2 separate regions of the Homo sapiens genome follow, and region 2 is linked to region 1. A link is a contact called in ENCODE Hi-C or POLR2A ChIA-PET data. All regions are on one chromosome and are shown on one strand. The core of a region is the stretch at or near the end of the contact, and the rest is flanking DNA. Distances in the headings are between cores, read along the strand shown.

Evidence for each region. A loop is a pair of places that touch in the nucleus more often than their neighbours do. ChIA-PET counts read pairs that join two places held with the same protein, here RNA polymerase II (POLR2A). Pooled maps may share reads with other maps.
Region 2: a loop to region 1 is called in a map of mammary epithelial cell, with 3 times the contacts of the local background. The contact joins the enhancer-like site here to the promoter of LINC02295 in region 1. A Hi-C loop is called at or near these places in 1 of 168 maps with a recorded cell type or tissue (mammary epithelial cell) and 4 of 50 pooled maps. POLR2A ChIA-PET finds 5 or more read pairs at or near these places in 2 of 52 experiments (MCF 10A and activated CD4-positive, alpha-beta T cell).

Annotation. Positions count from the first base shown.
Region 1 is chr14:98,133,822-98,137,705 of GRCh38, reverse strand. LINC02295 (long intergenic non-protein coding RNA 2295) reads right to left here and starts at 1,719. Exons shown (of 3, transcript NR_184268.1): 1 at 1,509-1,719. The region is part of intron 1 of LOC105370655 (a long non-coding RNA gene); the gene reads left to right.
Region 2 is chr14:98,496,685-98,500,568 of GRCh38, reverse strand. No RefSeq gene overlaps it. Among named protein-coding and RNA genes, the nearest start is that of LINC02914, 210 kb to the left of the region's middle. Within about 2 kb of position 2,253, at least 2 of the 41 ENCODE cell types and tissues checked have a DNase peak (open chromatin) inside an H3K27ac peak, as active enhancers do; they include mammary epithelial cell, where a contact is called at or near this core.

The DNA.
Region 1 (3,884 bases), core at 470-2,969:
AATAACAAAAAGCTTATTATGCTGCAAATGCGGCCGTGGAAAATGAGTCTTCTGTTAGAAGGAAACAATAATTCTAAATTTCAGCTGCTGCTAACACTACAAAGTTCAGTGTTTCCTTCGGATAGAATCCGCAGTGGAGGAGAAAGTGAATATGCATCAATTGATTTTTTTTCCTTTTAGCGCTTCCCCCCAACACTTCTTGCTCTTCCTGATCTTCTCCTTCCCTGCCTCATCCTACCCCCACCCTCATCCTACCCCCACCCTCATCCCCGCCTTGTCCCCACATGATTAGCAGGGGCCCCCTCCACCCCCTTCCATCAGCAAATATACACCTCACTCCCATCTCCCTCCTTATCTTCCTGCAAGAAAGGGTTGGGAGACAAAGAGGGGGCCAGCAGTGTGGGGCCCTGGGTTAGGAGAGATGTCCAGTATCTGCCCTCCCCAGCCCCAGCAGGATGCTGCAGCCTCGGTAAAATGCCTCCCCCACCATTTTCTTTCCATGAGCTGCTCTTTCTCTCTCCCCTCCTGGCTGTCGCCTTATCTCCTCCTCTCCCCTTTTAAATGCAGATAATAGAATAAGGCAAACAGCTTATGTCCGCAAAATTCCTCTGAAATTGCCCCCTAACATGCATACCCAGAGCTGGCCTTGATTGACATCAAGTGCAGTAATTAAAAACCCTGCCAGCTGACATAGGTGAAGGTTTATTTATAATTACACATTTTTAGGATGGCTCGTCCAGGGTCGGTGCATTTAAAAAGATAAGTCGGCCACAGCTCTGTTACTCCCCCAATTATAGATTTGAATGGTGGGAGTTTATAATGGGGGCGGGGAATTCTGCTTTGCAAAAAAAGGAATTATTTGTTCATAAAACCAGGAGGCCAGGGTACGAAAGTCTGATGGCAGAGCCTTTGTCTAGAAAGCTGTGGGAGAGAGAGTGTGTGTCTGTGTGTGTACCTGTGTATGCCTGTGTGTGCATGGGTGTGTGCACCTGCATGTGTACCTGGGAGTGTGTGTGTCTATCTATGGGTGTGTGTGGGCCTGTATGTGTACATGTGTGGGTCTGTGTGTATGGATGCATGCACCTGTGTGTATACATGTGTGTGCCTGCATGCACATGTGGGTGTATGGAAGGGGAGTCATGCGGTGAAGCAGAAAACACCTCCCTCTCCCTGTGCTTAAACACAGAGCTATACTCACAAATCATTTCCCTGCTTGCTTTATCTAAAATGTTAAAAATCTTGCCCAGCTTCAAATCCAAGACTATCAGATCTGACATTCCTAAGAACCCACTGTGAAAGAGGATTCCTCCGTGGGAGCCCAGGGAGCTGGGACAGGAGCTTCTGGGAGGACTGTGTGGGCATAGAGTTCCTAGGAGGCGGAAGCTGCCTGCACACAGCAGGGTGTTTGACACCCATGGGGCAGTGCCCAAAAGCAGCAGCCAGCAGGTCCCCTCTCCCCAACATCCGCTTCTCATTGTTGCCTTTTTTTAGAGCTTGGTATCACTTACCCAGAGGGGCAGAGCCGGCCATATCAGACTGTGCATCTCACGTGTGTGGTTTCTTGGGCCCCACAGCTGGAGACAATGGCAGGAGCGGCCTTGGAGAGCCCCGATTGTCACCTGGCGTCTTGGCAGGCAGCTGAACCCAGAAGTAAACTGAGCCAGGCAGGGAGCTACAGGTGTTAAAGGTACCAGAAAGCAAGGCTCGAAAATCAGATATGAGAGAAAAGGGGAGCAACAGGAAGCCTTTGTATAGGGGGTGCCACTGCATTTCAGACATGCCTGGCCAGGGGGCACAGGGCACAGGGCTTGTCCAAGAAGACAGGATGCAAAACCCACTGCTGACCAGGGAGCCAAGAGCTGTGAAAGGGTCTAGGTGGGTCACCCAGAACAGTCCCTCTGCCCCAGAACGCTGCACAGAGAGATTGCCTGGAAGGAAGCAGGTCCTTCCGATTAAGTGGCAGAACCCTACTGAGAGAAATAAAAGTGAGGAATGGTGAATTCGGCACCACTTGCCAGACCAATGGGCTTCATCAATTAATCACAGCCAAATAATCACCACCTACATTAAAGAATAATACATGAAAAGGACAGGAGCCTCACTGTAACTTATTCAGAAAGGGCTGCCTCCCTAATCCCTCTGAGTCCTGACATGTTAACAGGGTAGCGACTAATTAGATGTCAAAAATTCATAAGCGCTCTTTAATATTGCATATATCTGCAGCCGACATTTCAATATGAGAGTTGTATACACAGAAGTCACTATAGCATTAAAACACAGTGGGGTGGAAGAAATAAAAGGGAACCAATAAAAACAATGTCCCTTAAAAACCCCAGAGAGTGCCAGCTTTGGAAGTGTGTACTTTCTTATTCAGAAAAGGTATCACCTTAATAAGAATTATAGGCAAAGGGGTTTCGCTGCTCTGTGCTGCATGGACAGAAAGGGGGTGAGGAGACGAGCTTATCAAAAGCACTGCCAGGTAAATAGTAATTTATTGTGCATGCACAATGAACATTACCCAGTGTCCTGACACTGGGTGATAATGAAAGGCATGTTATTGTGGAATCCACTGAGGGAATTTCCACTCCCCCCGCTCCCTTCTCCCCTTCTCCTCTTGTCTCTCTTGAGCAAAGAAGCCGTGATGGGTCCTGGCAGCTTCTGCCTGTTTCAAGCCATTTCACATAATATAGAAAGCACCTGAAGTTTAGTGGATTAAGTAAGTGAGTTAGTTTGCCAGCTTGGTGATATATATGTTGCTTGCATGTGAACTTATATTTCAAATGCTGGGGACTATATTTTTATGAAACAAGCCTTTTCCTGTCGGAAGAATTATAGGAATGTGATATAATACAAGGCAGTGAGATTAAAAACAATGCATCATAGCAGAGAGAAAATGCACTGTTTTATGACTTGCATCCGTTAATTGAACCTCTCAGGAATCAAGAGAAGGGCTCTGCAGGAACCTGCTGGAAAATCACTCTCTTTTTTTACTTCCATGTTCTGTTTTTTTGTTGTTGTAGTTGTTATTTTTATTTTTTATCATACATATAGATACATATATACATGCATATATATATACACACACATATTTATGGACACACACAGCCATGAATGACGTATGTTGCTTTCTGTACAATACTGTACTTTTATTTTCTTTTAATGCTGCTCACATTTGACTTAGAGTGAGGAAGTTGTGTTGAAGAGCATTAAAGAAGCTATCTGAATTCAAATCATTAGGTGGACAATTGTTAGTAGCTGTGCACAAATCCCATTAGCCTTCTGGGCCTCAGTTTTCTCTTCTGCAAGACAGGTGTGGTGATGTTGTCCTTCCAGGTTGGTTAAAGCAAAGTACAGTAAAGACAACAGGAAAGCCAAGACTCCTGTGAGATTCCAAGTGCTATATAGACTTTCTGTCCTGATTATCTTGAGTTGAGACCATGGTTGGGCTGCTTTTTGCCACATATACTGTGATATTGACACAGATTTATATTTTATTGTCAGGTGAATTTTGTTTTTTACTTGAATTTCCCCATCATTGCAACAACACAGCAAGCTACGCAAAAGTGATTAATGATCAGTTTCATGGTTTGAAGGAAATCCCTTTCAAAGACAGTCCGGTGCCCCATCTCTGATTACATCCATGCAGACTCAATATTTGGGTGCAGTGCTGGACCCATGCCTCTCCCTGGAATGTCAACACCAAGGGGAGGTTTCCCAAGAAAGGATGAGACCTGACTTAGTCATCTGGCACAATGCCAGGGTCAATGGTCAATCTTTATCTGATTATACAGGGTCTTTGATTTGAAATTCACTATGTTAATTCAGGCTGAAAGAGTCCTTTATGATCAATATTTAAATCGTAATTAACTGCATTCACTTGCTAT
Region 2 (3,884 bases), core at 1,004-3,503, 360 kb before region 1:
GCATGCCCCATGGGGTGTCCTCCAGAATGAAGGATCTCAAAGGCCAGATATATGGTGAGCACTTGGAAAATATTCATTGAATGAATGAATGGATGAATGAATAAACAAATGAATTAATGATCTCTCTCACCTCATTGATACATAGTATATTGGGGGAGAAGAAAATTAAAACAAATGTATTCCAGGTTTTTTTTTTTGTTTTTTCTTAAATTAGCTTTTAAAAAATTTCACAAGTACAATGTTAGTCCTTTCTTGACATTATGAAAGTCAAGACCAAGACAGTCTTTCTTCATGGCGCTGTTTTCTGAGGGTCCTCTCTTCTCACTCTGGCATCCACCGTTTAAGCCTGTTTCTCCACATTTACATATACATAGCTAGGACTTTTATGTGGCTGTCTGTATTTACAACTGTATCTCCACCTGCTTTTAGGAAATTAGGGATTACTTTCCTTATTTAAAAGATAGGGAAACTGAGGCTCAGGGAAGTGATCTTCTAAGTTGAAGGTCTTTAAGAGTCAAGATTTGAACCTGGCTCTGGTGACCCCGACTCCTGTTCTTTCACCAGGCTTCCCTCAGAATGAGTTCTCCCCTGGTTCCCACTGTGTGTTTGTCTTTGAATTATGAGTAGAGTAAACCCTGTCCACACAGGAAGGGGAAGCAGACAGTAGGAAAAACCACAGTGCAGTGGAGAAAGTGAATTCCTGTGCTATTCAATATGGTAGTCACTAGTCACGCATGGCTTTTTAAACACTTTTAAGTCAAAATTAAATGAAATTAGAAACTCAGTTTCTCCATTGCACTGGCCACATTTCAAGTGCTCAGTTGTCACATGTGGCTGCCAGATTGGACAATACAGATATAGAACATTTCCATCATCACTGAAAGTTCATTTGAACAGCACTGCAGCTAGACTGTAAAGCGTTGCAGCAGAGTGAGGGCTTATTCACATTATGCAGGAAGAATATTTTTCATTGCTTTCCTGACATTGAACTAATACATACACACTGACTAATACATACACACTGAACTAATACATACACCATGTCATACACACTGACATTGAACTAAGGTATTCTCCCATTGCTCTCCAAAGACGCTGAAGTGCAGGCTTTTCCATGAATCTCTTTTGCATGTTCTGGTGATTCTACGCAGCAGAAGTATCTCAAATGGTCCACAAACGCCTCCTGGACTTCATCTTTATTCAAAGTCAAATTAATTCAGACCACTAAGGGTTCTGCAGCATTTTCCTCATGGAAGCCCTTTAATGTAGCTGAACGTTGCATTACAACCTCTGCTTGACATAGGTGTGTTAAGAAATAGGCTTATCTTGTAGAATTGACAGTTGGGGATATCATTGATTCTACTCACAACTCACACCTTTTTATGAGGACATCTTTAATAAATTTATTTTAGACTTGAATTCTTCTGGGTGACTTCTGTTATATATTTCCTATCTGGTTCTCACAACTGATTGTTTTCTTCTTTACTTTAGCTACTAGAGAGCTCAGAGTTAATTTTTTAACTCAACTTTAACAATTATGAAGTACTATCATATGTTTCTGTGAACTAATTTTTCTCTCTGTTTATTTCACTAATCTCCTGTCTGTCTTCCTTCACTTTGCCTTCTTTATCTATTCTTCATCCCATTGTATTATAGGATTTCTTCTTCTCTCCCCTCCCTTCGCCTGCCCGCCCTCCCTCCCTTCTTTCCTTCCTTCCTTCCTTCCTTCCTTCCTTCCTTCCTTCCTTCCTTCCTTCCTCCTTTCATCTTTCTATTTTTTCTACATCTTTCTGTGTCTGTCCTTTTTCTTTTCTTCCTCTCTCCTACCTTTCTGGTATCTGGTTTCAACACCTTGAGATGGAGTACACATAAATAAGTCAGAGGTGGAAGTGCAGGGCGAACAATGGCCCGGCTCACTCCACATCAAATAAAGGCCACTACTTCAGAAGCATGTTGCGTTTGCCCCTGAGGCTGGCCTTGACACGTGACCAGTCCTCACCAGGAAGGGGAAGGCTGGAGACGTGTCTGGGCAATTCAAGCTTCTGGGATCTGAATTGGGATGGCCCCACCTGTCCCCACTTCTGATCATAATCAGGAACATCTAAGCTGAGTCACTTGAGCCTTTGGCCTCTCTCCTTGCAGGGAGTGGCTTTCCCAGAACACCGATGTCCCACCACCCTGCCCTCTCCTTCCAGTGAGTGACAGCCCCAATTATGGGTCAAAACAGGGAGTCATTTGTCTCTCTGGCCTTCCCCATTTCAGGAGGTGATTTACTCCTTGTATCAATTATTCATTTTCCTTGGGGAGGAGGCTTTTATGAGATCTTGGTCAGCAGCACCAAGCTAGCTGGAGGGTGTGTCCTGCCTGAGGGCTGAGCCAGGCAGCTCTGTGCCTCTGGAAAACAGCAAGTCCCAGCCAAATGGAGGCAATGGATTGCAACCCAAATGTGCTTTCAGCATGTCTTGCATTAGGATTTGATTTAATTTTTACCTGATGCTTCACCTATTACAATGAGACATAAAAAGGGAATTTGCAGCTGCCTGCTTATCAGAAAAGATCAACTGTTTCTGTAATTAATATGGAAGATAACAATTTAAAATAATGAAACACCCATAATATGCTTAGGGGAAGCAGCTTGTTGCTATAATTAGAACGAGAATCAAATTGTTCTGATGGCAAACACATCATTTATTGAACTGAAGCTACTCTATGAATGAAAGTAAATAGCACAGCAGGAAAAAAAAGACGAGTAAGAGACATTTCATAAAACTCTGGGTCTGAGAAAGCTATTACAAGCACCAAGGACAGGGCTTAACAGAACCAGACATTCCTGCAGTGCCCCGCGAGTCTCCACCCAAGCTCCTGTGTGTTGTTTGTTCAGTGGCTTTTGAGACCCTTGAGAATTTTCTACAGTACATCTCTGATTATGTCACACCTGTGCTTAAACATCCCCTCACAACATTAAATATAATAAGGTTTATATCTGTAAGCGTGCATGCACACACACACACACACACACACACACACACACACACATCTTCTATGACACCTGTGTAGAACTTTTTACCCAGGGAACTGTTGTTTCCTCCTCAACAAAATTTTGGCTGGGAAGGGAGGATTGAGGAGGTACTTTCAACTTAACACATCATTTTTCACTCTTCTATCTTAAAAAAATCCATCAGTATATATTATTTCATGATTAATAAAGAAGTTGTTATTTCCCACAGATAGCCAACCACGTCAGTCTCCTCTCCTGCCGATGTTCTCCTGTATCTGCTCCAGCTCGCTAGGCTGCAGCTTCCTGGAAAACTCCTTGGATTCATCACTTACCTGTATTTTTAGGACTTTTATTCCTATTCATCACTTGGCCGGCAACTTTCTCCCTCTCCTTTCTTGCCTAGAAGGCTCTGACTTTTCCAAAGAGGCCTGATGCAAATGTTACCTCTTCGCTCTGTCACCCAGGCTGGAGTTCGATGTCACAATCTCTGCTCACTGCAACCTCCACCTCATGGGTCCAAGTGATTCTCCTACCTCAGCCTCCTGAGTAGCTGGGATTATAGGCACATGCCACCATGCCCGGCTAATTTTTGTATTAACAGGGAAGGAAGGAAGGGAAGGTATTAACCATGTTGGCCAGGCTGGTCTCAAACTCCTGACCTGAGCAGATCCACCCACCTTGGCCTCCCAAAGTGCTGGGATTAGAGGCGTGAGCCACTGCGCTCAGCCGTCACCTCTTCTTAGCAGCCTTCTTAGACCAATGCTCTACTCTGGGACACAATTTATTTCTTTCTCCTCTGAGTTCTCATGGTATATCCCACAAACGTGTATCAATACATTATTTTGCACTACACGCTTGCATCCATTCACATCTCCTGCTCTCAACG